Linked DNA regions of Homo sapiens: region 1 is linked to region 2. A link is an interaction called in ENCODE POLR2A ChIA-PET data of the cell type or tissue named here. Cell type or tissue: IMR-90. All regions are shown on one strand. Each heading gives the region's core, and the rest is flanking DNA. Links, peaks and the distances in the headings are about the cores only.

The links. ChIA-PET counts read pairs that join two places held together with the same protein. Peaks named below come from ENCODE experiments on the same cell type or tissue, not always from the same donor. Only the 100,000 strongest peaks of a DNase experiment are listed, where the experiment ranks them.
Region 1: POLR2A ChIA-PET joins it to region 2 with 7 read pairs; 3 of 35 experiments call an interaction of 5 or more read pairs at or near these places.

The regions. Positions count from the first base shown.
Region 1 is chr1:243,897,720-243,913,416 of GRCh38, reverse strand. No RefSeq gene overlaps it. Among named protein-coding and RNA genes, the nearest start is that of LINC02774, 12 kb to the left of the region's middle. In IMR-90, for the core only: no CTCF peak of the experiment used is centred there; no DNase peak of the experiment used is centred there; H3K27me3 peaks cover 511 bases.
Region 2 is chr1:243,790,125-243,805,821 of GRCh38, reverse strand. All of the region lies in intron 2 of AKT3 (AKT serine/threonine kinase 3), which reads left to right. AKT3-IT1 (AKT3 intronic transcript 1) reads left to right here and starts at 11,422. Exons shown (of 2, transcript NR_046761.1): 1 at 11,422-11,562; 2 at 12,242-12,617. In IMR-90, for the core only: no CTCF peak of the experiment used is centred there; a DNase peak (open chromatin) is centred at 6,921.

The sequences.
Region 1 (15,697 bases), core at 5,078-13,077, 110 kb before region 2:
AAAAAAAAATCAATGTTTAGTTTCTTCATATCTAACCTGAACAGGGATGGACTAGAATAGGAAAAAAAAAATAGAGTGTGCTTCCAATGAAGCCATTAAAACAAACTCCAAAGCCATGACTATGAACAGAGGGGAGCCACTGTGGGACTGTAGGCCTCAGTATTTGGGGTCCTGGAGTGCATTGTCTGTCTGTGCAGTGGCTCACTGGCCACATCATCCACTGTGAGCGCATCACCCACTACCATAAGCCTGCTCTTCCACTATTCTCCTTGACCAAGCATGGCACCACCATCCTCTAGGTTATTCAGACAAACCGTCTTGACTCCTTCCTATCCATCTCTTCTACCAAATTAATCTCCAAGACTTGCCAGTTCTCCCTCATAAGTATCTTTTGAATCAATGTCCTATTAAAAATAAAGATTGGCATTTAGTACACACTTAGCTCATCTCAGGCACAATTCAAGTGCTTGATTTGTATTAACTGTTTTAATAGAGTACAACTCTATGTAGTAGGTACAAAGACTACGTTGATTCTCAAGATGAGGACATGGAGGCACATAAGGTCATATTAAATAACATTGTCAAGGTCATACAGTAAAAAAAGACAGAGCCTGGATTCAAACCACAGATGACTGCCTTCTGAACCCATCCTATTCTTAATGACAGTCATGTACAGCCTGGAAAGCCTGTTACTCTCCCCTAAAAGTTGACATTCCCCGTCAGAGCTGAGCGTTTTATACCTCCCACCTCTTTACCCCTTTCCTCCCTCCCTACCCTCAGCTGATGACCTTGCCTTCCTAGAGAAACTAGAAGCCACCAAATCTATAAACTGGCATTCATCAGTTCCCAGCTTTTCTTTTCCTTTCCTTTTTTTCTTTTCCCTTTCTTTCTTTCTTTTTCTTTCTTTCTTTTTTTTCTTTCTTTCTTTTCTTTTCTCTTTTCCTCTCTTTCTTTTTCTCTTTCTCTCTTTTCTCCTTCCCTTCCTTCCTTCCTTCTTTCCTTCATAGAGACAGGGTCTGGCTCTGTCCCTTAGGCTGGAGTACAATGGCACAAACTTGGCTCACTGTAGCTTCAAACTCCTGGCCTCTAGCGATCCTCCCACTTCAGCCTCCTGAGTAGCTAGGAATATAGGCATGTGCCTCCATGCCTGGCTAACTTTTGTTTGGGGTTATTTTTGTGGGGGATAGAGATGGGGGTCTCTCTATGTTGCACAGGCTGGTCTTGAACTTCTGGGCTCAAGTGATCCTCCCACTTCGGCCTCCTAAAGTGCTAGGATTACAGGCCTGAGCCATTGTGCCCAGCCAGTTCCCATCTTTTCTATCACCCCAGTTATAATGGAAGAAGTATCTTTCCTTGCTCTTAAAAAAGCCAGATTTTGATGTATTTATTTATTTATTTGTGATGAGGTTGGAACTGTCACACATTGAAGACTACCTTTCTTTCTTTGTTTTTTTTTTTTGTTTGTTTGTTTTTTTGTTTTTTTTTGCCATGGCTAATCCTTTTATTACTAGTATAACATTGTTAAAGTTTTTTTTTTTTTTAATTTTACTTTAAGTTCTGGGATACATGTGCAGAACGTGCAGGTTTGTTACATAGGTATACATGTGCCATGGTGGTTTGCTTCACCCATCAACCCTTCATCTAGGTTTTAAGCCCCACATGTATTAGGTATTTATCCTAATGCTCTCCCTCCCCTTACCCCCGACCTCCCTACAGGCCCCAGTGTGTGATGTTCCCCTCCCTGTGTCCGTGTGTTCTCATTGTTCAACTCCCATTTATGAGTGAGGACATGCAGTGTTTGGTTTTCTGTTCCTGTGTTAGTTTACTGAAAACAATGATAAAAACCAGATTCTTAACCTGGGGTCCAGAGACCCACAAGAGGCTCACGGGGAGAATTCAGATGTTTTGTGAATTTAGGTGGGAAAAATATTACAGATGTTTTGTGAATTTAGGTGGGAAAAATATTACATCTCTATTTCCACTAATCCAACAAACTACAGTCATATTAGCAAGACTTTTACCTCTGAGCAATAGAAATCACAGATGTTTTGATATTGCACTATAGTTTTATGGATATCTCCAAAGAGCAAGTACATCACAATGCTCATCACAATTTCAAAATTATAGTAGTTATTAGACCCATACACATTACTATATATGGTTGTCTTTTGGGGGGGCTATTTTGACTATTAACCCCCTCCCCAATCTCTAGATTCATAAAGCCAACTCTCTCCTATCATCTCTAGTTGACTGTCTAATAAATATCTCAAAGTTAATCCGTCTAAAACAGCTCTTGATTCTCCTCCCCAAACCTGCTGCCCATATCTCAGTATAGAGGTTCCATCATCCATTCAGTGGCTTACACCCAAACCTAGGAGTCATTCTTCATTCCTTCCTCCCTTTCTCTCATCCCCCATTAGCAAGTTCTGTAAGTTATGGCTGCCAACTTCTTAGTCCACCCCCTTGGAACCACCTGCGGCCCTGATCACTCCACTCAGCCTCGCAGAACTCCTTTCTGTCCCCGAACCCTCCAGGCCTGCTGTCCCCTTGGGGTCATTGCACTCCCTCTTGCTTCCTTTTGCCTCTGCAGATTCTCATGTGTCTTTCACTTCCTTATCCTCTGGGCCTCAGCTCAAACGTCATCGACAGCATATTTTCCAACCTGTCACTGTATTTCCACACAAGTTGCTTGCTTGTTTCCTGTCTGTTTCTCCCTGCTAGAATGTGAGCTCCATGAAGGCAAGAATCTTGTCTGTCTCATTCGTTGATTACATAAGAGACCATTAACAATGTGTTAAATGAATAAATGCTTAACCAGCCACTTAATATGCAGTTCTTTTGAAGATTAATCAAAACAATGCAAGTTAATCCCTCAAACTGTCCCACCTCATGGGGAGTGCTCAGTCAGTTCTCCCCCAACAGAGTCCTCACTTTCTCATGATGCCACCACCACCATGGAGATGATCCATGCTTGGTCTGACAAATGCGTCCTCTTAGTGACACAAACACAAAACTGGAAATCAATTGAAGTCACAAAACAGAATACGGCATGCACAAATAGAAATGCCTTTAGGGAATGCAGGGTCAATTTGCTAAAATAAATGCAGATCAGAAAGAATACAAATTTGGAGGGAGGAGATCCTGCCTGGGTTCAAGTCCCTGTTCCTTTCCTTCCCACCATAGTATGTTAGCAATTTATTCAATGCCTCTGAGCCTCAATGTCCTAAGCTGTACACAAGGGTAAAAATACATACCTTACAGGTTGTGAATGCTGGGTGAGATAACAGGGTACACATAGCAAACTCTCTGTACAGTATCATTTTCATTTACCACTATAGCGAATCCCCTAAAAAGAAGCAAGCACTTACAGTTGCAAGGAACCTTACAGAGCTCCTATTTTGTCTTATTTTATGGTATTTAATTTCAGAAATAATGAAGATTTAAAAAAAAAAATCCATACACAGCTGGGCGCAGTGGCTCACGCCTGTAATCCCAGCACTTTGGGAGGCCGAGGCGGGTGGATCAACAGGTCAGGAGATCGAGACCATCCTGGTTAACACAGTGAAACCCCGTCTCTACTAAAATTACAAAAATTAGCCAGGCATGGTGGCGGGCGCCTGTAGTCCCAGCTACTCGGGAGGCTGAGGCAGGAGAATGGCGTGAACCCGAGAGGCGGAGCTTGCAGTGAGCCGAGATCGGGCCACTGCACTGCAGCCTGGGCGACAGAGCGAGACTCCGTCTCAAAAAAAAAAAAACCAAACCAAAAAAAAACAAAACAAACAAACAAACAAAAAAAACTCCACACACTTTACAGAATAGGCAGTTGCAAACAAGGAGAATTTACCAAGAATTTTTTTAAGGCCATAACAAATTTCTTTGTTTCTTGCTAGCATTGCATTTGAACGAATCCTTTCCCCAGCAATCATGCTGACTTGGATTCATATCTGTATTCAGCTTAGACTCCCACTGTTCTTTATGGGTAATTTTCAAATCTTTCTATAAAAATCGACACGCAGTTCCTATTGATAAATAACAGCCTCAGAGCTTTTACCTCCTGCACACTATTTTGACACATCACCACCCTGAAGAAGATTTATGTTTAAAAAAAGTAATTTGTCTAAAGGAAGAGGGTATTTTCAAACCATACTTCTAAAAAATGTCAAATAACAGGAATAAAAGAAGAAATGAGCTTTCGAGTAAAAGCACCTGAATAAAATAAGTCTCAAAAAGAATAAAGAGATCAAGAGATAACATAAAAAGGAAAATTAGGATCTAAACATTTATTAGAAGTGGAAAATGAAAGTGTAGCTGCATTCTTCTCCAGTTGGTCAAGTGACATGAAAATGTTCATGAAACAGGAAAAGCGACGATTTCAAACTGGTGGCTTTACCCTTTGAAAGACTCTCTCTCTCTTTTTTTTTTTTTTTTTTTTTTTTAGAATTTCAGGATTATGAGAACAAATTGCTGGAGTTAATATGCAGATACAAGTCCTTCATTATAGGTGATTTCCATTAGTAACTTTAATAAAAGTTATTACAACTTCAAATAAATACAGGTAAGAAGTCAAGTTATAGTCTAACCCTAACTACAAAATGTGAATCACTAAGGCATTCTATTCAGCGAAGAACCTAGTAATTTGAGGGTGCTCAAAGATAAAAATTGTAAGTGCCACCACAGTTATTCCTACACAATTTTGACCCATAGTCGCCTTTTTTTCCTGGCTAACAGGATTTTGTTAAAGAACCCCAAACAGCTGCTGATGTTAGAAGGGAATCTCTTATTGATCGAAGCCCTTGAAACCAGTTTCTTAATTAAAGGGAAACCTTTTTCCCCAAGAACTTATTACTTAGCAACCCTTCATTGTTTATGTGAATCTATCCTGAAGTCTCTCATTTTAATTAAAAAGAAAAAATCATTTGCCATTCTATTCCTCAATGTTTGGTTCTGTTGCAAATACTGTCCCACATTCCATCTCCCTGCCCTAAAAAATACATTCTTTTTCTGATTAGAAGCACCTTCACATGGGGCTAGGTATGGTGGCTCACGCCTGTAATCCCAGCACTTTGGGAGGCCAAGGCAGGCAGATCACTTGAGTCCAGGAGTTCAAGACGAGCCTGGCCAACATGGCAAAACCCCATCTGTACTTAAAATATATTTTAATAAACCAGCAGAGTGTGGTAGTGCATGCCTGTAATCGCAGCTACTTGGGAGGCTGAGGCATGAGAATTGTTTGCACGTGGGAGGCGGAGGTTGCAGTGAGCCAAGATCGTGACTACACTCCAGCCTGGGCAACAGGGCAACAGAGTGAGAGAAAGAAAGAAAAGAAGGAAGGAAAGAAAGAAAGAAAGAAAGAAAAAGAAAGAAAGAAAGAAAGAAAGAAAGAGAGAAAGGAAGGAAGGAAGGAAGGAAGGAAGGAAGGAAGGAAGGAAGGAGGGAAGGAAGGAAGGATCTTCACATGGGCAATAAGCTAGGACTTTCATTCCAATCAACCCGTTCCTGCAGCTGTTTAAATCTTCATGCTCCAGTTTTGTTTGTCCATATTAGGGCTTTTGCCCATCAAGCTCTTTTGGTTTGGTGGCTAGTTATAGAAAAGAGGTTAATTTGAGGGAAGACTATTGGGTACCCAATAAAACTGGTATCCCTTTGGATGCTTCTAGGCTAACACTCTAGTTATTTTCCCTTAAGTCAAGGTACTTATACAACTTCCAGAAGGTTTGCACAACTTACTACTGGTATACAGATTATAGAATTAAGTAATATAGAAAAAAATAACAGCCATATCAAACCATGAAGCAATAATTTGGACTAAAGTTTGGATTTTTTTTAAGTATTAAAAGATGCTGGCCAGGTGCAGTGGCTCACACCTGTAATCCCAGCACTTTGGGAGGCTGAGGTGGGCACATTGCTTGAGCCCAGGAGTTTGAGACCAGCCTGGGCAACATGGTGAAAGCCTGTCTCTACAAAAAATACAAAAATTAGCCATGTGTGGTGGTATGTGCCTGTAGTGCCAACCACTCAGGAGGCTGAAGTAGGAGAATCACTTGAGCCCAGGAGGTTGAGGCTGCAGTAAGCTGTGTTCACACCTCACACCACTGTACTCCAGTCTGGGTGACAGAGTGAGACCCTGCCAAGAAAGAAAGAAAAGAAAAGAAAAGAAGGAAAGAAAGAAAGAAAGAAAGAAAGAAAGAAAGAAAGAAAGAAAGAAAGAAAAGAAAGAAAGAAAGAAAGAAAGAAAGAAAGAAAGAAAGAAAGAAAAGAAAAAGAGAAAATGATGTTAGCTTCACGTGAAAGATTATTATATTAATTCTATCTCTATGTCTGTCATAGTTCTCCATAACAAAATATCCCAAAAGACTAACATCTATTTGTTTAAGCTGATTTTGACAATAAACAGTACAAAGCACATTTAGTTTTGTTAACTATAAAAAGATTGAGCTTGCATATAAGACACAAGTTCCTGAACAGAAAGGCACAAGAATAACGAGAGGCTACCACAGCCACCCCTGGAACAATGGTGAGCACTCAATTCTTTTCAGGAAATGTGAGAATCATAAATGGAGACATTTGCAAACAGGAGAGGCAAATTTAAATTCTGAATGTTTAGGAACTAGCTAGTCACAGGAGGTTGTAATAGGTGAATTTTTGAGGGTCCTCATACCTCAGCCTTCTACATCTGTATATATGTATTCGTAAATATCGAGTTGTAATTTAAAAATTCAATCAGTCATTATTATCTAGTCTGTATTTGAGATTTTAAAAAAACAGATATCTGGAAACCTCATTTAATGCCATGAAGAGAGAAAGAAATTATACAGCCTAAAGCACTATAAGCCTGCCACCTTATAGAGCACTCATATTCTCAATTACTGAAATAATTTAAAATAAAGTTGGTCATTTTCTTCCCTGTTTGAGTAGCATATGTTACAGTCAAGAGATTTGCTCACAAGTTTTGCCATCTTTCTGAATTTTCCTGTCCTCATTATTTTTTAAACATGTCAATAAGAGCAAACATAGATTGTGCACTTACTATGTCCCAGATATGATATGAAAACACTTCGTGTACACTCTTTCCCCTGCCATAGTGTCCATTTGACAGATAAGAAGCCTGAGGCATGTAAAGAATAAGTCACTTGCCCAAGGTTTTTCAAGGATGGATCTGGGATTTGAATTTCTGGTGAAGCAGTCAAGGTTCTTAGCGGCAAAAATAGAAACTGACTAGCTGGTTTTCGCGAAAAGAAAAAATTATTTAAAAGATGATATGGAATTTCCAGGAGGGCTACAAAAACAGCCATGAGAAAATGGACAGGAACGGCCGAGCAAGGTGGCTCACGCCTGTCATCCCAACACTTTGGGAGGCTGAGGCGGGCGGATCACAAGGTCAGGAGTTCAAGACCAGCCTGGCCAATATGGTGAAACCCCATCTCTACTAAAAATACAAAAATTAGCTGGGCATGGTGGTGGGCACCTGTAGTCCCAGCTACTTGGGGGGCTAAGGCAGGAGAATTGCTTGAACCCCAGAGGCGGAGTTGCAGTGAGCCGAGATCACGCCACTGCACTCCAGCCTGGGCAACAGAGAGAGGCTCCATCAGAAAAAAAAAAAAAAAAAAAAAAGGGACAGGAACAAAGGGAAGCTATGCAGGAAGAACCACAGGCCCAATCATGCTACTAAACCAGCCTGGCTGATTCCACTGTGCAGTTACATTAGACATGAGTGGCAGCGACCTGCAGCCCCAACAATGCTAGCACTGGGCACTGGACATTGATGCCAACACCACTGCTCTTTGATACCTTGGAAATCGGGTTTTACAGCTACCACTGCTGCCACCAGAAAGAATCTTTCACTCTACCTGCATTTTTGTAACACCAGATCCTAATGTGAAATCTGGAGCAGGTGAGTCCATTTGGCTGAGTCTAGGTCATGGGCCAGACACCAGCAGCAAGGAAGACTGAGAAATGAGTAGTCTTACACTTTTAGCTTCTCAATAGTGAGGGTGGGATCTAACTTGCATCAAGATTCCCATGGTGAGAAATCTCCTCCTAAGAAGAAAAAGGCCAGATATTGTTCATCACCATATCTTAAGCCATTTATGCCTAGTATTCCATTATTGGAACTTTAAGCTTGTGGGAGTTATTTATATCCTACTGCTCAAGGTCATCGCCAAGGTCTGATTTTTCACAAAAAAATTTTGCAACCTCCGGCATAAGTGGGTTTTAAGCATTTAGCGTAATACCTACCGCTAAGTAGTTGTTTAACTAATATATGTGAAACGAAAAAATGAATGTATGGTCCAGTTGTCTCGGGGAGGGACACAGGGAAAAGCAGGAAAACACTATCAATAGCTAATAACACGATTGACATGGGCAGACCAGAAAGCGCATGCAAGTGAAAGTTACAGGTAGTGGACGAGTTAGCCTGGAGCCCCTCCTCCAGCACACGTGGAAACTGCCAAGGCTAGCACTGGTCTGCTTCCTTACATCCTGGGTATGTCATCTCTACCAGCGGTCCAGATCCTCACCCACAGCAAGAAGGCAAATCTGAAGAGCCCCAAACCCGCAGTACTGGTGACTACAGCTGTTGCCAAGCAGACCAGAAACAACTCATTTGAAAGCATGGAGAAAGCAGTGAGTGCCACCTAGGTACAAAAGGTTTTCCAGGCATTATCTCATGTAATCAGAACTTCAACACTGTGAAGTAGCTACTCTTTTTTTTTTTTTTTTTTTCTGAGAGAGTCTCGCTCAGTCGCCCAGGCTGGAGTGAAGTGGCGCGATCTCCGCTCACTGCAAGCTCCGCTTCCCGGGTTCACGCCATTCTCCTGCCTCAGCCTCCCGAGTAGCTGGGACTACAGGCGCCCTCCACCACGCCCGGCTAATTTTTTGTATTTTTAGTAGAGACGGGGTTTCACCATGTTTGCCAGGATGGTCTCCATCTCCTGACCTCGTGATCCACCCGCCTGGGCCTCCCAAAGTGCTGGGATTATAGGCATGAGCCACCGCACCCGGCCGAAGTAGCTACTCTTTGCAGCTCCATTTTACAGACTAGAAGAGCTAAGGCTCGGGGAGATCAGCTTGCCCAACGTTATATAACTAGGAATTGGCAGAATCTGGCTTTGAGTCATATCTCATTGGCTCCACATCCATCCTCTTAAGCGCTACACAACACTATACAACGGAAACTTAAACTATAAAAATAGGTCATTGCGGAAAGCATTTCTGTTACAGAATTTACTAGCTTCACTGTCAACTTATCTCATTATTTCTTATTTCACATTTTTACAGGAGAAATCAGCCTACACTTGAGCTGGCTCCTGTGAGGGAAATGGAGGGCTGTGCTTGATGCTCTCCAAGGTTCTGAAAACCAATGTTTGAAATTTAAAATTTAACTGCCAGAGTAAAGGTAGCATCATTTTATATTGGCTCTTCAATTTTTACACCCAGGGCAAAGCCATCTGTGAGCGGATGAAAATGAAATAATTATGAAATTTAGGCAGTTCTTAAGAAACTAAGTTTTCAACACACCCACATCCATTCACTAAAATTAAGGGATATGAACTCTGAAAACAGACTTCCTTTATACATTTTTGGCTTTTCTCCACAGTTATGAAAGTCAATCCATGCCAGTAATGTCTAAAATCACGATGGGAATTTTTTGAGTGCCGCAGTAAATATATTCTCTTGGATATGTATCATCAGTCCTGGAATGTTGCTGAGGCCAGAGTAAGCATCTGGAACCAGGGTACCTGGTGGCATAGGCAAGAAACAGCCAGTGGGGTGAGGATCGGAATCAGAATTGGCAGCCAGAGAGTCTGGAATAAGAAAAGAAATCAAAAGGAAAGGAAGGGAGTAAAGATCTGAAATAAAGAAAAAAATACCCTAAAAGCTTGAAAGGGGCCAGGCAGAAAGGAGATGAGGCTGTGGCCAGTGGCAAGTCATGGCTTTCAATTCATGGGGAGAAAGGTATCATCTGCTGTCTCTTTACTCCTAATACCAACTGCAGCGATGCTGTTTCTTTCCAAGTCTTTCTACATAGCTCCACGGGGGTTGACATTGGGCTGGACTGACATCTGCTGCTACTTCTTGCTGCATTCTGTGCTATTTGGAGATATTCTATTGATATCATCCTTCTTTGACCTTGCTTCACTCTTCCCCCTCCCAACTCTCCTTCCGCTGTCCTATTTGTAGCAACCGCTTTAGTCCACTAACAAGGGCTCTTTTATCTATTGGTCCTGCTCTTGCTTTTGTTTCTCTTGTCTATTTGGAGTTAGCTTCTTGATAGAAAGCCAGCACAAATTCTCTCTTGTCCTTGAGAAACTGTTGAACATAGCTGACTTGTTATAACCAGCAGGTAAAAGGATAAGCTAATTCTATATTTCACAGTAGTCTGTTTAGCAGCCTTAAACTTTAGCTAAGCAAATAACCATTTTCCTTTGCAGAAATTGTCATCCTGCCCTTATAATAACAATCCCAAGCCACTGAGTTGCAGAGACCACATGTGTTTAGAATAAATAAATAAAAAGAACTGAGCTCCTGTCATATGGATTCTGGCTTAGGCTGTTTGGATCCTGCCACTGCAGCTGAAGATGGGTTGCTGCTTACAGAATACTAATTGCTATTACTATTCTGAACTGATCTCTCTTGTGAAAGAAAAAAATATGAGAGAAAGCTGATTCTAGGTTGGTCACTCGAAATCCTAATCTAAGTTGGGAGAAATTCTATGTGCCACTTATATACATGTATTCACATAGGTAGGTAGATAGATAGATAGATAGATAGATGATAGATAGATAGATAGATAGATAGATAGATAGATAGATAGATTACACACAGATGCAAATATAAATGTATAAACATATATATATATCTCCAGAATTTTTACTGAGATTCTTTTGTGGGTTTGTACCAAGTCAGAAGTATCATGTCTTTATAGTTACAAGTTTTGTGTGCTAACTTAGTCACAGCAGCCTGTCAACAATATTTACTGTGGGCTCAAGTGTACACAGAACAGTAGAGGGCTGATCTTATTATTTGCTTGGCTCTATTTAGATAGAACAAATTGACCTGAAAGTCTGTTTACCAGAGATTTATCATTGATCATGTATTCTTTGATGTACCTTCTCTTTCGTGGATTTAACATCAGATATTAGCAAACCTGAAGATAAGAGGAGAAGTATTTATCCTTGTACCTGGAGAGAGGTTTTTCAGGTTTGGTGGGAAAGCTAGGAATTTGGAATCAGGGGACCTGGGACTGAACCCTGGCCCTGCTACGTTGCTGGAGCACAGGCAAGTGACTGGCTATTTTTGAGCTCTAGTTTACCACCTATAAAATAAAGGTAAAATCCCTCTCCTGACTACATCACAGGATTATTATCAGGATTAAGTGAGACCATAATATGAACCAGCTTTGTAAACTAAAATACTCTACAAAGCAAGGGATTAGTAACTATGATAATAATTTAACACAGTGGCTATGAAATGGTACAAGCTGTCAGGATTAAGGATCACAGTTCAGAGGATGGCCACTTTAAATTATTGTCAACCTATTTTCCCAAGCACCAGTTAATACTATTATAATAAATTCAAAATACACTTCAATTTTCTCCTGCTGGGATTTCATTCCACTGGATGAATTGTTCAAAACTGAAAAATCATTAGAAGGGGAAGGAAGTAATTTGATTCAACAAGGATCTTTTCATTTTAACAATATTCTTTCTAATGCATATACGGTAAAGAGGATCATTAAAATAATCTAGAATATATCTGAAAAAAGCTTACCAAAAAGTGAAACAGTTCTGCATATTTTCTGGTTAATTACCTCCTCTCAGGTACCAAATTTATAATAGGACCATTAGGGAGATTTCTAGAGAGATACATCCTCAGTGAAGAGCATTTGAGTACTTGAATGTTCTAAGAGACATTAAAGAGCATTCTGAGAGTGTTCTCTTCAGAGGCATGCTCTTCAGGAGATGGCCCATTCCTTGTTTCTGGCAAAGACTAAATGAACTTACCACAGAAGAATGGAGGAGGGGGTTCAAATACTAGATCAAGGTTTGGGCTAGATCAGTAGTTACCATTTTAGGCTTGTCAACCTTTTCCCGCAAGTTAAAAAAAAAATCATCAGCTATCACCATCGTTTCATTTTAAAAAATGCAGAGGGTATTTTAACACTGAAAAAGTGGAATAGGTATAATCACAGGATAAACAACAATCCTCCAAATACAGATAGTCCCTGATTTAACAATGGTTCCACTTCACAATGGTGTGACAGTGATACGCCGTTTGGTAGAAACCATACTTCGAGTACCCATACAACCATTCTTTTTTTCGTAGTCAGTATAGTATTCAATAAATCACATGAGTTACTCAACATTGTCATTAAGTAGGCTTTGTGTTAGATGATTTTGCCCAACCATATGCTAATGTAAGTCTTCTGAGCATGTTTAAAGTAGGCTAAGCTAAGCCATGATCTTTGGTAGGCTAGGTGTATTAAATGCATTTCCAACTTACAATATTTTCAACTTATGATGGGTTTATCATCAGTGTATACCCCATCATACGTCAAGGAGCATCTGTATAATAATTTAGTTTTTATTGAAGAACTGACTACATTGTTCTTAGAGTTCTTGTTTTATTGTGAACCTGAAAAACTTCCTCTGAGGCCAGCACCTGTTGTTGGGCTAATATTCGGTAGTAGTTGGGAAGTCCTTTCAACCTGAAAATACTATGATCACATAAACATATTTAAACAAAATTATTTACTATTTTTCTAACACAAAATAACACTTTTCAATTAGAGTATGTGAGCAGCTATTTGTAAAGCTATGGATGACTTCAAATTTTGAGAGTCTCTGCCATCAGTGAGAGTTTTGATGAAAAACAGTTTGATACTTTCATCACTTAATTCTGGTTACTCACCATCACACAATGAATTCACTTAAATAGCTAACAGAAAGGAAACTAGAAAAAAACCGATTGCAGACTGTTCTCTATTGATAAAATTGCACAAGCTGTTCAGATATTGTAACAGAGGACATTTGACATTTTCCCCCAGGTGTAAGGAGGTGGCAAGTTCAATTTCTCAGGATGTTGCACTGGTGATTTCAGTTGCTCTTTGCCAGCGGTGTGGAATTCATCTGCGGTTTTCTATTTCTATTAGCTGTGAGTTTCTCTGCATTCAAGTTCCATCTGAGAACCCGACTAAACTTAGCTCATTTTAGAGAGAACAGCTCCCACTGGGAAGGTGTCACTGGATAAAGTCTCATGACCTAGGTGTCTGAGAAATACAAGCTCTGCAGTTTTGTTCCTTAGGAAAGAGAAAAAAATGTATGAAAATATCATCTTTGTTTTTCATACCCATCATCAGATATTTACTAGGCTGGGCCATTTTATACAGAAGCACAAGAATCATGATAAATTGTTTCTCAACAGAACAAAGAATTTTTTAAAACAACTGATGTGTTTCCTAAGTGGAATGAACAAGATTGTGGCTGTGTGATAATATTCAGAACTTTATAAACGTGCTATACATAGCCATTTCATTTCGTGTTTTAGGCATTCTCTGCCCAGTAGAGTGGCTGAAATGCATAATAATTGTTTCTGTCTAAATCAGGTTTCCTTTTTTAAAGCTCCTGGAGGGACTGAGTTGATTTCTTGTCCTTATTTTCTCCCCGTATTACAGCCTATCCTGAACATCAGCAAATGTAGGATAATGAGTTCAGGGAAAATTAACCCATACCATACTAAGGCTCATACATTCATTCAATCATTTACTTGACCATCATTTGCTGCATGTCTACCCCATGGAAGGCACTGTGCTAAATTCTGGGGTTACCAAGGTGAAAAAAAGATTTCACAGTGTGATGGGATCTAGGTTGGCATGTATCAATCCAAAAGTGGTCAGGCCAGTGTTTCTCAAAGTTGAAACTTTTTTTTTAACCACGATCTACTGTAAGAAATAAATTTAATATCTCGACCCTGTACTCGTATACATGCATATACACATCTTCATGCACAGGTACTTGTACAAACACAGGCACACCATACTCAACTGAAACAAAATTTTTACAAAGCAAACTTCCTCTTTCTATACGTGATACACTGCATTATTTTCTCTTCTATTTCATTTAATTTGTTTTAAAGACTGATATGGCCAACTAAGTTGATTTTACAGCCCACTAATTAGTCACAATTTGCAATTTGAAAAACAGCAGTCTGGGAGTCTTTTGCTGTAGCTCCGTAAGCCGCTAAAAACATCAAGAAGTATATTGGACATGAAAACAAAAGACATTACTGAATTATATTAGAGTACTTCACCTGATTTACCTTAAGAAAGATATTGCTCATCTGAAAATATGGGACATTCTTTGACATGGAAGTGGTAAGCGTAGATCTAATTAGGTACCACTTTATAAAGGGTAGTAAATTTAAGGCCTTGATTGTATAGCAAATGATGGTATATGTGGGAAAAAATGAACAGATAAAAATTCCTTAAATTTAATCTTTTGTTCTGTTTCCATTTGCCACACTTGCACATTACATCTTTTAGAGACTAAAGGGAAGATCAAGGTGATGCAAATATCTGACACAGTTAGAAGTTTTCAGACATATGTCCAAACATCACACGAAGCAGCAGAGGAAAATCCAAGACACAAATGTGCTAATTTTTAAATACATTCAGAGACTAATTGATAAATTGCCTCATCAATGTCTAAAATATTAGTGTTATAACTGTTTCATATTTTTCTCAGGTATAACTGCCTGGTTACTTCATCTCAGTCTCCATTGGATTGCCCACTGTGGCTTGCTCCCTGGATTGTTTTTGTTTTTTTTTTTCCTGCATATTCTCTTTAGGGGATCCATCCATTCTCTTGCTTTGAACTTTCTCCTGAATGCTGAGGACTGGACAGCCAACCCAGATCTCCTCCAGGCCCGTTAATCAACTGCCTATTAGGCTGATCAACCTGGGGGTTCTATAGATACCAGAAAACAAACATATCTGAAGTGAAACATCCTCTTCTCCCGTAATAAATTATTGCTTATTTCCCAATGCTTCCTAACTCACTAAATATTACTAGATCACATCAGCCTGTTCCTACCTAGGAGTCATCCTTTCTCAGGTCCCAAAGCCAATCAATCAAGTCCCTCAGTTTTGCCAATTCTACCTTTTCAATATATGCTTTAATTCACCCCTTCTTCTTCACACACATTGCTGCTGTCAGTTCTGGTCCTTGCCACCTCTCACTGGTGCAAAAGTCTTCCAATTAGTCTCCTGCCCCTGGCCTAAGCCCCTGAGCCACATAGGCCAGGTGGAGGGTCTTTCAGCTCCACTGTCTTTGGGAAGCTTCAAAGTGCCTGCCATACCCACTACCCTCCTCCTAGGGCATTCTTAAGCCAAATTGTTGTATGTTACCACAAGCCCCACACCTGGCCACAGCTGATGAAAGAATCTGCCCCAGTGGTAGCTGATGGATCACAGACCTAGGAGGAGATCCAGCGTCAGAGACCTGCCCAAAAGTGGGTAGGGGTGGGTGAAGTGATTTGGCTGTGTCCCCACCCAAATCTCATCTTGAATTGTAGCTCCCATAATTCCTATGTGTTGTGGGAGGGGCCTAGCGGGAGGTAATTGAATCATGGGGGTGGGTCTTTCCTGTGCTGTTCTCATGATAGTGAATACGTCTCACGAGATCTGATGGTTTTATAAAGG
Region 2 (15,697 bases), core at 3,640-11,639:
GGACTGAAGAATGAATATGAGAAACACACACTTTACTAACAGGGAATGAGAGGAAAAGGAGACCTCTTTAGAGAAGTCCAACAGCAAGAGAGCTAAAATGGATTATAATGTCATTGAACCAATGGGCAAGATTTTACAAGAGGATAGTGAAATAACGCCACATACAGCGGTGTGCATGAGGAAATGAAATTAAAGGGGCCATTGGATTTGACAATAAAAGAAATATCATGAATTCAGTTTCAGGGATTTGAGGGGAGGGAGGAAGCTAGACTTTTGGGGAATAAGGGAAGAGTGATGCTTAAATACCAGATTTAAACCATTCATTTGAAAAATCTGTCAGTGAAAAGTAGGAGAGCAATAAAGTGAGCAGCTTGGTTAAGTGAAATATTTTTTTTAAGTTAGAGAAAATTTTTGTATATGTGATGGCAGAGGGGAACGTGCTAGTGTGGTAGGAAATACTATAGCTGGCAGAGAAAGAATAAGATGGAGTGAAGGTTGGGAGGAGATGAGAACATAGGTGATGGGGTTAATCTTTGAAAGGAGGAGAGGCAAACTCCCAGTTGGTCCAGAGGGAAGGTGAGCATGAGGGATGAGCAGAGGGAAGGAAGAATTACTGAGGAACAGAAGAGGAAAAAAGAGGGAATTTCTCTGTGATGGTTGTGATGTTCTCTGTGAATTTGGAGAAGGCAGAATCATCACGGTTTTAGAACTTCCTCTTCTATTTATGTATCCCGGGAGTGTGAATGAAGAAATCTCTGCCCACCTAACATAACCTATAGTTGGTGAGTGGTATGGCAGAAGTTTGAAAAGCCAAGGGAGTAAAGTTGTGGTATGTTCTACCATTAGAAAAATGTTAATACAAACAAAATATCAGGCAATGTAACACTCTAATACTATTTAAAAATGCAGTTATTGTACAGCATGATGACTACAGTTAATGTATATTATATTCTTTTTTGTTTGTTTTTTTTTTTTGAGATGGAGTCTTGCTCTGTCACCCAGGCTGGAGTGCAGTGGTGCGATCTCAGCTCACTACAAGCTCCACCTCCCAGGTTCACGCCGTTCTCCTGCCTCAGCCTCCTGAGTAGCTGGGACTACAGGTGCCTGCCACCACGCCCGGCTAATTTTTTGTATTTTTTAGTAGAGACAGGGTTTCACTGTGTTAGCCAGGATGGTCTCGATCTTCTGACCTCGTGATCCATCCGCCTCGGCCTCCCAAAGTGCTGGGATTACAGGCGTGAGCCACCGCATCCGGCCATGTATATTGTATTCTTGAAAAATGCAGATATAGTGGATATTAAGTGTTCTCACCACAAAAATGATAACTATGTGAGGTAATGCATTTGTTAGCTAGATTTAACTATTCTACAATGTGTATATACTTCAAAATATCATGTTGTATGTGGTAAATAAGTGCAATTATTGCTAATACATAAAGATTTAGAATAACCTTATTTAGGAACACTAAATGTATTACTAGTTTAATTTTAAAAGTTTTGTTACAGTAATTTAAAAGTATATTTTAGATAGACAAAATGATTAATTGACCTAATTTTAAAATGTTTCAAATTTTGCAGTGTAGTGTTATTTTTTAACTGAGGGCTTCTCTCTGAGACTAGTCAGTACTATTAAAAATTTAAGCAGCACAAATCCAACTCAAGCAGTCAAGCAAAAAATTAAAAGACAGTGGATATGTTAGATTAAGTAAATGGGAGTCCAAGATGGACTGATCTCAGGCATGCGTGGATCTAGAACCCTGATGATGATGTCAAGGGTCTTCTTCTGCTGTGTGGGCTGGCTCTGTTTCCACCTGCCATGGCTTCATTCTCAAGCAGGCTTCTGTTGTGTGCTTATAGCCTCAGGGCAACGTCATCACGGCTCACTGTCTGAAAGGAAGATAGACTCCTTCTCACCAGTTATATGGTAAATTTCAGAGGTGACTCTGTGTTCCTCCTTATGTCAGTTTTTCATCCCTTAATGTATCACGGTAGCCAGGAGTCAGGGGGATGGCAAACTTGATTGTCTGGATCCTGGGTTATGTGCTCATTTCTTGAAGGAGGTCACTGTGGTTATGAGTTGTCGGGGAGTAGTGGCTTTTAACATTTTTGGCACATTTCCTTTCAGTCTTATGTGTGTGTGTGTGTGTGTGTGTGTGTGTGTGTGTGTGTGTGTGTGTACATGTACGTCTTTGTTCTGTAACAAACCAAGTTGTCAAATGAAAGCCTTGTGTTGAAATCACATTCCTTAGGAAGGAATTAGTCTTTGATTGCTTATATAAGTGAGTCTTCACAACTTTTTTAGTTTATGTTTTCATAAAGATGCAGTGGAAGCCTTTTCTTTTTTATAAGTAAAAGTGTTTTTCATGTACATAACCTAATATTTTTAAGTCCTTCACAAAAATGAAGTAACTCTATGTGGATAACTTCAGTAGTAACAAAAAGAAACAAAACAACCATCCTGTCCCCCACTTGCCCCACCAACCTGGATTTCTCCTTGGGATTATGAAAGCAGTATGATGGAAGAGAAGGTACAGCTGGCTTTGGAGGCAGATAGATCTGGACTTTTAATGTTGTTGGGAGGATTTGAGATAATTACATAGAATCCTTAATATAGTAGTGCTAGGCTCATAATAGGTGCTTGATAAGTGATAACTGTTATTATAATTTTTTAAAAAAAATTATTGAGACAGGGTCTCACTCTGTCACCCAGGTTGGAGTGCGATCATAGCGCACTGCAACCTTGAACTCCTGGGCTCAGGACATCCTCCTGCCACAGCCTCCCTAGTAGCTGGAACTACAGGTGTATGCAACCATGCCTGCTAATTTTTAATTTTTTTGTAGAGATGGGGTCTTGCTGTGTTGCCCAGGTGGGTCTTAAACTCCTGGCCTCAAGCGATCCTCCCATCTTGGCTTCTGAAAGTGCCAGGATTATGGGCATGAGCCACTGTGCCTGGCCTGTTAAAATTCTTACTGATAAGCATTGACTTTTTTGTTTTGCTGAAAAGCACTGGATGTGAATGAAGTCCTGGGTTTTAGTCCTAACTCTTTTGGTAACCAACTGTATGCAACCAAAATATAAAACTACTTGACACACTGGGCCTTTGTTTTCTTGCCTGTAAAAATAAATGGATGGATTAGAAATTTTGTCTAGCTCTAAATTTCTACTATTTAATAGAGTAATTTGGGTTACACAAAAATATAAAATAGAAGGAATCCTAGTATACTGTAGGAAAATTAATGATCTTGGTTTTGATGTAAAACCAAGAGTTCCAGCTTCTCTTCCCAAACTTGCTAAACTTTAAGAACAACAATAATGACTGGAAAGTTTACAGTAAAAATGCATCTTATTTATGTTCAATAAAATTTTGTTTTGATTAGTGTCCCTAAAGTCTCTTCTAGCTCCAATATTTGATATTTCCTTTCCAATAAATTCTAGCCAGGAATATTACTTTAAATTATAAATGTATAGCTATTTTCGTCACAGCTGCCTGTCATGGTTTCGTTTGCTACCATGTCATGTAGCGTAGAGGGGTCATATGGAACTTTTTGTAACAGAATTTGACTCTACCTTACCAGTAGTTAGGCTTAATAGTGTATTGTGTTGGAGTATACCTGAGGAAAGAGAAATTAAGCCAGCAAAAAAGTATACAAACTTACAAAAAGGAAAATTCTGACCAGGCATTTGGAAATGAGCTGCGGCCTTTGGGGTCTGTTAAGATTCCTACAGTCAAGCCGGGTATTATTTAAGATGATTGTGAAAACCAAAGGAAATAATGTATGCAAACTTTTTAGTGTAGTATTTTCCATATATATTAGCCCCCACTATTGTTTTTATCCTATAGGAATATTTTTCCTCATAACAGATTTCAGGAACTAACATAAGATCAGAAAGAATAAAATTGTAGTTTGGGGTTTCGGTTGGCCTTCTTCAGTTTTTGGATATAAGATTCCAGTAGCATCCATATAAAAATTGCATTAGATTTTCCATTGGATATTTGCTGTTGACTAAATGTGGCTCGATAATTTTTGCAGGTCACTACTATAAGACTAGTGCTTCAGCTTTTTTGAAATAGTAGATTAAATTGGTAAATATGCAAAACTGCCCTTGGTTTTTTGATGCTCCCTTCTGCAGGTTCTGCTTTATGGCTATCATGATCTGAATTTGTTTCTTTATTTCTAAGTAGCTCTTCTTGAACTCTGTTTCAAAGAGTTTCCCTAACCTCAGAATTCTCACACCTGGCTGATTGGCCTCTAGGGAGTATTCAGAAGGCAGTCTTTGTGCTATTATACTTTTTTGTTGGCTGGATAAACATCAGTAGTGTTTAAATGAAATAATAACCCTGAAAAGATTTTTATTACCGTCTTTAAAACTTTATCCATGGCATGGCAAGTCCTGTTTCATTGAACATTTACATATGAAATACATGGGTTGATGGAATTATTAGGTCAAAAATGGCTTTTAATGGTTTTTAAGTAGTGAACAAGAAAATTTGAATTATCTTTTTTTCTTTTAAGGATTTCATTCTTTGTTACAATCTCCATATCTCTCATAGTTCAGAGATAATAGAAATTGTTTTTAATATTCATTCATTCATTCAAGAAATGTTTATTTAATACTCATTATGGGATAGGCCCTGAGGAATAACATAGATAACATACCTTATATTTTAAAAAGCTAGTAGCTCATTTTAATTTCATTTCAGAATAACTTTGTAGCTGCAAAATAAGACTAGTTTAAGCTATAAAGTCAATTAGCACACCAGTGAGTTTTGGGTAGGCTAGATGGTAAACTTCATCTTTCCAACATACTTAGCTTTATTTAACTTGATGTTTCTGAAGTGTTTTGACCTATTCAGCCATCACCCCTACTGAACCCACTTTCAGAAATAATAGTTAAGTATTTGCTAGGTTTTCATTAACTGGAACTGAACATTATTAGGTTAATTATATGATATTTATAGGGCAGAAATGGTGCATATCATTGTATTTTATGGCTTATCCTAACTAGTTGGGTGATACTGTCTTAATTTGCCTAAGGTAGTTCTGGTTTACTCTTGTCGCTCCAGTGTGATTATTATACATAATCTCTCTTTTTTTTTTTTCCTCGAGACTGAGTCTCACTCTGTCGCTGGGCTGGAGTGCAATGGCGCGATCTTGGCTCACTGCAACCTCTGCCTTGTGGGTTCAAGCAATTCTCCTGCCTCAGCCTCCCGAGTAGCTGGGACTACAGGTGTGCGCCACCACACCCAGCTAATGTTTGTATTTTTAGTAGAGACGGGGTTTCACCATGTTGGCCAGGATGGTCTTGATCTCTTGACCTCGTGATCCGCCCACCTTGGCCTACCAAAGTGCTGGCATTACAGGCGTGAGCCACTGCACCTGGCCCATAATCTCTTCCTTAAATCTTAGAAGTGCCCTGGGTGAATTATATGGCCCTCTTATAGCTAACACTCTTAGTTAGAAAACATATTATGTGCCAGGCAGCATTGTAAGCATTTGATATATATTAACTGAGGCCTCACAACAGCCCTGTAAGGTTGGCACTGCTTTATCCTTGATTTGCAGATGAGTAGACTGAGGTACAGAAAAGTTAAGTAACTTGTCTAAGGTTGTACACCTAGCAAGTAGTAGGGTCAGGATTCAAACACAAGCACATTTGGTCCTGGAAGGTATACTCCTAAACAGTGTGCTTTTCTGGTACAGATGAGATTGCTCAATGAACATGTTTAAGAGAAGGATGAGAGGATAGCACTCTGGAGAATACTGACATTTAAAAGCAAGTAAAGGAAATAGAAACTTGGAAATAAGACAGAGAATAAGAGCTAAAAAAAAAGGAACTTTAAGTTATAGACAGAATTCAGTTACTTGGATCCCCCCACTCCCCAAGAATTGTCTTCATCCTTTTTTAACTAGAAAGAAATATTTTTCTTTTCACTATTTAATAAGTGCCCCAAAGTGCTAGATAGTTTTCCTTTGAAATATAGTAAAAGAGCATTTATTGAAAGCAGCTTGTTTATGTGTGCTTTGTTTAAAAATTAGAGACATTTTATTTTTTCTTAAGTAACAGAAATCAGACTTTCAAAAAAGCTCTTTAAACCTAGACTAACTTATTTATGACAATTTTGTCATATATTTGAAAGTTAATTTTAGGAAAATTACAGAGCCTTTTAACCACCCTATGGCCAGACTTCAGTGTTGTTCTTTTTATTTCTACCTCATTTCATGTTGAGTCTTAACTTCGCTGTCTCTCTTTATCATCCCCTACCCCTAGTCTGAATGTTGAAGAATGCTAAAGTATATTTTATTGCTTCATTGACTAAAACTATGTTTCTAAAACTATGAATTTGCTTAATGAGTCAGCAACTGTAACTATAATTAACAGTATAGTTTTTACAACCATAGTTTTGTGGTAAATGTGCAGTTCTCAGAATTTAAATGTAAACGTTCAATGAAATTAAACAAAACCCAAATCTTCATGCAATAGGTAGTATATATGTATTCAGTAAGGGTCACCAAACATTAATTGAGGTTCTATTATGGTTAACTTTTCTACTTTGTACTTAGGGATAAAAAGATGAGTAAAATTGTTTCCTGCATTTTTCCCCACCCATTCCCTCCCCATTTTCTTTCTTTCCTACCTTCCACAGCCCCATTGAGTGTCTACTTAATGTGCCAAGCACACAGTATATAAAGATATAAAGAGCTCAAGGATGTAAAGATAAATGAGGATCTAGTGCCTGCCCTAGTTCAGTTATCCCTTAGGAAGACAGACCAGTCCTATGTCAGTCAGCTCAGAAAAGTGCAATAACTGTTGAAGCCAGGGCCACACCCAGTCTTGTCTGGGTTCACTACCCCACTTTCCACTCATACTTTAGCGATGAACAGAATTTAAGTCATCTAAAAGGAGGAGCAAGATTAAAACAGTGAAGGAGGTATGATGAGTAACAGAAAGGAGCTCATTGGTGACTAATGAAAGAGCAACTGCTGTGTTAAGGGGTTGATGACCATATTCGCCAGTGTGGAGTTGAAGGTTAAGGAGTGAATGGGAAATGAGAAAGTAGACTTCAAAAAAGCTGGATGTTGTGGAGAGGAATAGAGAAAATTAGAGGTTGAACATGTAGTAAGAGTGAGTGAATATTTTTTAGAATGGGGAGATAAGTGTGTTTGTTTGCTGTCTAGGAGTGAGCTATAGAATTGTCCAGGTGAGATGGAAAGATAACAGAGAGAAGATATGAGAACAAAATCCTGTAGGAAATTAGATAATATCAAGAACATAAATAGAAGGCCTGGCACAAAGTCTCATGCCTATGATCCCAGCACTTTGGGAGGCTGAGGCAGGCAGATTGCTTGAGCCCAGGAGTTTGAGACCAGCCTGTAACATAGCGAGACCACATCTCTACAAAACAAAAAAAAAAAAAAAAAAAAAAAATTAAAAATTAGCCAGGTGTAGTGGTGCATGCCTGTAGTCCCAGCTATGTGGGAGATCAGGAGGCTGAGGTGGGAGGATCGCTTGAGTCCAGGAGGTCAGGCTGCAGTGAGCAGTGGTCATGCCACTGCAGCACTCCAGTCTGGGTGACACAGTGAGACCCTGTCTTAAAAAAAAAAAAAAAAAAAAGGGCCTGGCACAGTGGCTCACGCCTGTAATCCCAGCACTTTGGGAGGCCTGTAATCCCAGCACTTTGGGAGGCCGAGGCAGGCGGATCACGAGGTCAGGAGATCGAGACCATCCTGGCTAACATGGTGAAACCCCGTCTCTACTAAAAATACAGAAAATTAGACGGGTGTGGTGGTGGGCGCCTGTAGTCCCAGCTACTTGGGAGGCTGAGGCAGAAGAATGGCATGAGCCCAGGAGGTGGAGCTTTTAGTGAGCCGAGATCACACCACTGCACTCCAGCCTGGGTGACAGAGTGAGACTCCATCTCAAAAAAAAAAAAAGAAAAACTGTTTTTTGGTTTTTTTTTTTGTTATCCTAACTTTTGAATTACTTCATAAAGAAGTTTAGTGATCTATTTGATTATGTAGAAGCTCTTCTGATAGTTATACATGCTTAATCATTTAAGAATAATTAAAGGAACTATATTGTCATGTTATCAGGCATTCCTTTATGAAAATGTTAGAAACTCCTCTTTCATCTATACCTTCCCCACTGTTTAACCCTCCAATCAAAAGCACATATTCTGTGGTAAGAACAGAGAATATCTATTTTAAAGGTCATTTGTGTCAAATTGTCCTAACTAGCTGTTGGGATTGGGAGGTGCTATTTGGGTCATAAATAGCAAGTTTTCTCTCCCAATAAAGCAATGTCTGAGAATCCCAAGATTCTCATTTAGTAGATCTGGGTTGAGACCTAGAAGACAGTTAATTCATTTAGCCACCAAATGTGTATTGAGTGTCTTCCTATTATATATTTATTACCATATTGTGTAGGTAGTGTTAGAAGACATCCCAGGTGCCTACTCTGTAACTGGCGGAGAGATAATAAACAAACAGGATAATTTTATATAGTGCTAAGTTCTGTGAAGAAAGTATACCATGATATGTGCCAGATAATTACCTGGCAGGGGAAAGGAGAGAGAGAGCTTTGCATAGAGTGATCTTGGGAGGTGTCTTTTGAAGAGATAACTCTTATTTTTTATCTTGCTTTTTTTTTTAAAAAAGTATTTTTTAGGTTGTAGTAAAATATATATAACATAAAATTTACCATTTTAACCATTTGTAAGTGCACGTTTCAGCGACATCAAGTACATGCACATTGTTTTGCAACCATTCACCACCATCTGCCTCCAGAACTTTTTTCATGTTGTGAAACTGAAACTCTGCAGCCATTAAACAGTAATTTTTTATTTTCTCTCTCCTCTCAGCCCCTAACAACAACCATTCTTTCTGCCTTCTTAAATTTGACTGCTTTAGTGCCTCATGTAAGTGGATCGTACAGTATTTGTGTGACTGGCTTATTTCACTTAGCGTAGTGTTTTCCAGGTTCATCCATGCTGTGGCACATGTCCGCATCTCCTTCCTTCTTAAGGCTAAATAACACTCCATAATATGGATGTACCACATTTTGTCTGTCCACCTTTGAACTGAGATCTGAAAAATGAGAAGGGGCCATGCAAGAACTAGAAGAAGAACGTTACAAGCAGAGGAAAGAACATGTGCAAAGGCCCTGAGATAGCAATAAACTGGTTGGTGGTCTAGGCCAGTGTTGTCAGAATATATTAATAGTAGAGAAAAGTGCCTGGAAAGAATGGTATTAAATGGGATCAGAGATAGACATACATTGGCCGTATTATTTTAGGCTTTGAAAGACCTTGGCTTTTAAGTGGAGTGAGAAGCTGCTTATTAGGAAGTTTTAAGTGGGGGAGTGACTTAATCTGATTTCCATGTAACAGCAAAAGCAAAAATCACCCAGACTGCTGTGTGGACAAGCATCCTTGTGGATTCTAATGCAAGTCTGTGATCGGACTTTGAGAAATACTAATTTAGTCCTTAAGTCAGTATCCTGAGATAGCTGATTTCAAAAGAGCTCTCTCAGGGCTTCTGACCAAAAGTGACAGATTGGCTACACCTGTACATCTCTTCTTATTTCCTAATCCCTGCCTAAATGGAAGAAAGAAATCAGAGACTGGGAGAGGTTACAACAGGAGACAGAAGCTGCTATACCTCTTTCAAATAAGCAGATGGACAGGTAGTGACTGACTTTGCAGAGGAATCACACAGTACCTGTAAGTGCACAAAAATACCTGTAAGAAATGCAGTACTGTGTTTGTCCGAAGCTCCCAAGAGTCTCAGCATTTGGAGGCACCAGATACTAAGGAAGATAGGGGTCAGAAATGGAGCTGAAAACAGGGGAGCTGGTCGGAAAATCTGTGTACACTGACAGGTGGACCCCTACGATTTTCTCCCTATGTGCCCTTGTGGATGGGTGAGTCCCTTCACTACCAACTCCCTGGCCTCAGGAGAACAAGGTTTATTCTTTGCAAAATTAATGAAGAGCTGTCTGGACTTTGAAACCAGGGGCCGTGGATTGTTGCTTGGTTTAAAACAAGGAGATCGGCCGGGCGCGGTGGCTCACGCCTGTAATCCCAGCACTTTGGGAGGCCGAGGCGGGTGGATCACGAGGTCAGGAGATCGAGACCATCCCGGCTAAAACGGTGAAACCCCGTCTCTACTAAAAATACAAAAAATTAGCCGGGCGTAGTGGCGGGCGCCTGTAGTCCCAGCTACTTGGGAGGCTGAGGCAGGAGAATGGCGTGAACCCGGGAGGCGGAGCTTGCAGTGAGCCGAGATCCCGCCACTGCACTCCAGCCTGGGCGACAGAGCGAGACTCCGTCTCAAAAAAAAAAAAACCAAAAAAAAAAAACAAAAAAAAAAAACAAGGAGATCAAGGGAAACCTACGCCTGAACTATAGAAGTGTTAGCTCTCTTCCTCTGCTCTCCTTCCAGAACTGCACAGTCAAGCCTGTCCTATCCTTCTCCTGTGGAAGACTGAAGATAACAGCATCTTCAGATACTGATAGGCTTTCTGCTGAGAGTACCTTAAGTGAATTCTACCAGTCGTTAAGCCCTGTTTTCCCACACAGATCTTTCAGTTAGTTCTTTTCAGGGGCTTATTCTTAAATATGAGCAAACAATCTAACACCATTGGTCATCTGGGGGAAGACTCCAACATTAAAAAAAAAAAAAAGTAGACATAGAGAGGTGGAGAGGGAGTGATACTTGGAACACTGGGAGAAAACAGATACCATAAGGGATCAAAAGAAAACTTTAAAAATCTCCAGTATTATCAGAGAAGACATGTATTTCCTTCCCCACTTAAATGATAGTGAACACATATAAAAGCAGAAATCCATGAGGGTAAAGAGAACGAGATGAGAGATGACAGCAGGCAAACAACGTCAACTAAATATTGGAAGCTGAGAACCTGGTGCGTGAGTGGTAACAGAATTTAGCAGAGCTGAGAAAGCAGAAAGTCCTATGGTGTGGGTAGTTGTGCAAAAACTGGTATTCTTTTAATTAATGATGTGCTTTGCTCTATTTGGACTGCTGGGTTCTTATTTTTGAGCAGTATGCTCTCTCCCAGTTGAAGCTGTTAATGGGCTGTCCACCAATGGAGAAATCAGAATGATTAAAATGTAGTTCTTGTATTTTTATGGTTCTCTTAAGCAGTCATGCATTATACTCTTCTTCTTGTGTCTGAGCCAACATTTCATAGGAGTAGATAACACCCATTTCTGGTGGCACTGACAGCAGGGTTGAAAAGAATGTTATAAAAGAAAATATGAATAACATTTAACTTAAGAATATGTTCCAAATTTTGTTTGTAAAGTAGTTGTTTAAAACTTGGTAGTTCTTTTTGATATAATGTTATAAATGGCAGTTATCCTAGACCAAACTTTAAAATATGTTTCATTAGCAATTAAATGGGCATTTGTAAGTTCCCAGGGAAACCTAATCACATTGTATAGTATTTTTTAATGAAGAAACACTAGCTGGGTACAGTGGCTTATGCCTGTAATCCCAGCACTTTGGGAGGCCAAGGTAGATGAATAGCTTGAGTCCAGAAGTTTGAGACCAGCCTGGGCAACATGGTGAAACCTCATCTCTACAAAAAATACAGAAAAATTAGGTGGGCATGGTGGCTTGCGCCTGTAGTCCCAGCTAATTGGGAGGCTGAAGCGAGAGGATCACCTACGCCTGGGAGGTTGAGGCTGCAGTGAGCTGAGCCATGATCGTGCTACTGCACTGTACCCTGGGTGACAGAATGAGACCCTGTCTCAAAAAAAGAAAAAATGCTTTTTAATGGTAAAATGGCTACATGGATTTAGATTTAGACTTGAATTCAAGTCCTACTTCTACCATTTTTCTGCTATGTAACCATAAGTAAATTTCTAATGTTTCTGGGTCTCAGTAGAATGAGAATAATATCTAATCAGAGGGTAGTTGTGATGATTAATGGATGTTAAAGTAGATGAGCTACTCAGTCGAGCTCCTAGACCCTAGGGAGTCAATAAATAGTCGGTTTTCTTCACCCTTTTTTTTTTTTTTTGAGACAGTTTTGCTCTGTTGTTGAGGCTGGAGTGCAGAGTGCAGTGGTGCGATTATAGCTCACTGCAGCCTTGATCTCCTGGGCTCAAAGGATCCTCCCTTCTAAGCCTCCTGAGGAGCTAGGGCTACAGGTGTGCACCATTGTGTCTGGCTAATTTTATTTTTTTATAGATACAGGGTTTCACTGTGTTGCCCAGGCTGGTCTTGAACCCCTGGCCTCAAGAGATCCTCTCACTTCAGCCTCCCATAGCATGTGGGATTATAGGTGTGAGCTACTGTGCCCAGCTGTTGTTTTCAGTTTTACTCTTCTGTGGTATGTGGTAAGAGGGAGCATTTGTTTTCTAGAGCCTGCAGCATGTGTGGGTCAGTTGAAAATGTATAAAAATTTTGAGTTACGCACGGTGGCTTGTGCCTGTAATCCCAATACTTTGGGAGGCTGAGGAGGGAGGACTGCTTGTGCCAGGAGTTTAAGACTAGCCTGGGCAACATAGTGAGACCCTGTCCCTAAAAATATGTAAAAAAAATTTTAAAATAAAAATTTTGAAATGCAATTTGTGTCTTAAAATTCTGCCTTATTTATTTGCAACGTGTGTTTCTTGTCATGTATTTGCTGCTGTATGCTGGTAGAAAAAGCATAGAGAGTGGACTCAGGCAGTCCATGCTCTAGCCTCCTGTTCTACTCTGAACTAGATGTGTGACATTGTAAGTGCTGCTGCTTCACTTCGGGTGTTACTCCTGATTTGCACAGTGAAAAGTGTTTTATTACAAGATGATTTCTAGAAGTTTGTTTCTGTTCTGACATTAGATGACCTGTGATATGTGAAGCTTAAGACATCTTTTTTCATTACTGGGTTTATACGGGGTGTTGAGGCTTGTGATACATTTACTGTTATAAATTCATTTTAATGTGTTTGGAGGACTTGAGATGATTGGAGATTATTAGATTGATAGCTGATGTTTGGCTTTATTATTGGAAAATAGTTCTAGCTACGAAACCTGTTTTTGAGTGAAAGTATGCTAGGAATGGCCATTGCTTTTCTTCCTACAGAGATAAGTGATCTCTTGGTGTTGTACACATGAAGCTCTCACCTTTATTTTTAAAGTCATGGATTTTACCTTGGCTCCTATAAACTCTTCTCCCCTCCCCCATGTAGCTGTAAGCATTCCTACTCCTAGGATGATTTGGAATGTGTGTGTTTCAAATCATGTTTAGTGATTGTAAGGCTAATCTCAGCTTAATTATCACTGCCAAAGGAATCCTCTGACCCCCAGGGCCAGATCATGTTGTTTGCTTTCATGGTATATTTTTCCCTTTTCATAGTCCGGGTTATATATATAGATGTATAATTCCATAATATCTTGTCAGCAAAACTGGAAGCTCTGGGAGGGCAGTGACTGTATCTCTTTTGCTGACTTTTATCTATAATGTCGGGCACATGATTGGCAGCATTGGAGACATATTTTTGAGTTAAGTGAATAAATTGTTTCCCCACAAATAATAAATTAATAGAAATTTAATGGTAAAAGCTCAAAATGTTTATTAGAATCATGATGGTAGCCTTTGTTATTACCAGTGAATTTAAAAGGAAAGAATAACCAAGGTGTTTGTATAAATGACTTATTATTGTTTGTGCAAGAACAGTGAACGTTCCCTAGTACAGGAAGCAGCTTTAAAAAACTGCTGGCAGAACTAAGAAGTCAGACTGTCCTTGACCCCTAGATCAAATGTTTTTGAGCCTGAGTTTCCTTAAATCTTCTTCAGTTGAGAATAAACATTTTGACAAAATAGAAGATTTATTCTGTTAATTTTTGGTCTTCATAAACCTAACTAAATTTGCTAAAACAACAAAAACTTTCTAATTTTTACTAGTTTTGTTTTTTAAAAAGTTTGTTTCCTTTTAAGTGCATAACACTTTAAAATGAGCTCAGCTGTATTAGCAGATAAACATGTTGATTCATTTGGTCCAGAGCTACTGAATGAAGCTTGCAGGAGCACAGTTTGTTCTTTATGCCGCCCAGGGGCAGAATGTTTCTCTTCCTCTCCTCCTTATTGAGAGAAGGGGACTGGAATAAGTGACTCCTCTTATTTAGGTTTGCCTGAATTGTTGACGAGGGAAGGGGGCAAGATTTCTTCACCATTTATCCTTCGTCTCATTTAAATTCTGTTCATTAACATAAAGTATATGCACTCATACTGTGATATACATGTTGAATTATTAGTGTCATATATTTACAGTTTTTACAAAACCATTTTACTTAATGCTCTGGTTTGAGTAATCTGTTGTTTAAAGGTATAATGAATCAGAGTTGTTTTTAGGCGTATTGCGTTTTTGAGGATGGACTTAATTTTGGAAGCAAAGAGAAGTATGTTCTATCCAGTGGAGTGGAGTTGAGATAATAGGTATGCAGTTCGCCTCTCATACCCATTGTGGGTTCTGCATCTGTGGTTCTATCAACTGTGTGTCAAAAATACTTGAGAAAAAAAAAAAAGAATGGTTACGTTCATACTGAACATGCATAGACTTTTTCCCCTTATTTTCCCCTAAACAATACAGTGTGACTATTTATATAGTATCTACATTGTATTAGGTGTTTTAAATAATCTAGAGATGATTTAAAGTACAGGCCTAGCTTGTTTTATTGCACTTTGCTAATACTGCATTTCTTACAAATTGAAGATTTGTGGCAACCTTGAGTCGAGCCAGTCTATCAGTGCCATTTTTCCAAGAGCATGTGCTTATGTTGTGCCTCTGTGTCACATTTTGGGTAATTCTTGCAGTATTTCAACTTTTTCGTTATTATTATACCGGTTATGGTGACCTATGATCAGTGATCTTTGATGTTACTGTTGTAATTGTTTTGGGGCACCACGAACCATTACCCATGTGAGGTGATGAACTTAATAAATGTGTATGTTCTTAATGATCCAGCAACTGGCTGTACCCCTGTCTCTCTCACTCCTGAGACACAACAATATTGAAATTAGTCCAGTCAGTAACCCTAAAATGGCCTCTACATGTTCAAGTGAAAGGAACAATCACACGTCTCTCTGGAAATGAAAAGCTAGAAATGATGAAGCATAGTGAGGAAGCTATGTTGAAAGCCAAGACAGGCAAAAAGCTAGTCCTCTTGAGCCAAGTGAATGCAAAGGGAAATTTCTTGAAGGAAATGAAAAGTGCTATTCCAGTGAACCCATGAATGATAAGAAAGCGAAACAGCCGTATTGCTGATAAGGAGAAAGTTTGAGTGGTCTGGGTAGATCAAACCAGCCACAACATTTCCCTAAACCAAAGCCTAATCCAGAGGCAGGCCCTAACTCTCTTTAATTCTATGAAGAGAGATGAGAAAGCTGCAGAAGAAAAGTTAGAAGCTAACAGAGGTTGATTCATGAGGTTTAAGGAAAGAAGCCGTCTCCGTAACATAAAAATGCAAAGTGAAGCAATCAATGTTGATGTAGAAGCTGCAACAATTTATCCAGAAGATCTAGCGAAGATCATTGATGAAGGTGGTTACACTAAACAATAGATTTTCAGTGTAGACAAAACACTCTTCTATTTGGTGAAGAAGATGTTATCCAGGACTTCATAGCTAGAGAGAGAAGTCAATGCCTGCCTTCAAAGCTTCAAAGGACAGTGACTTTCTTGGTCGTAGCT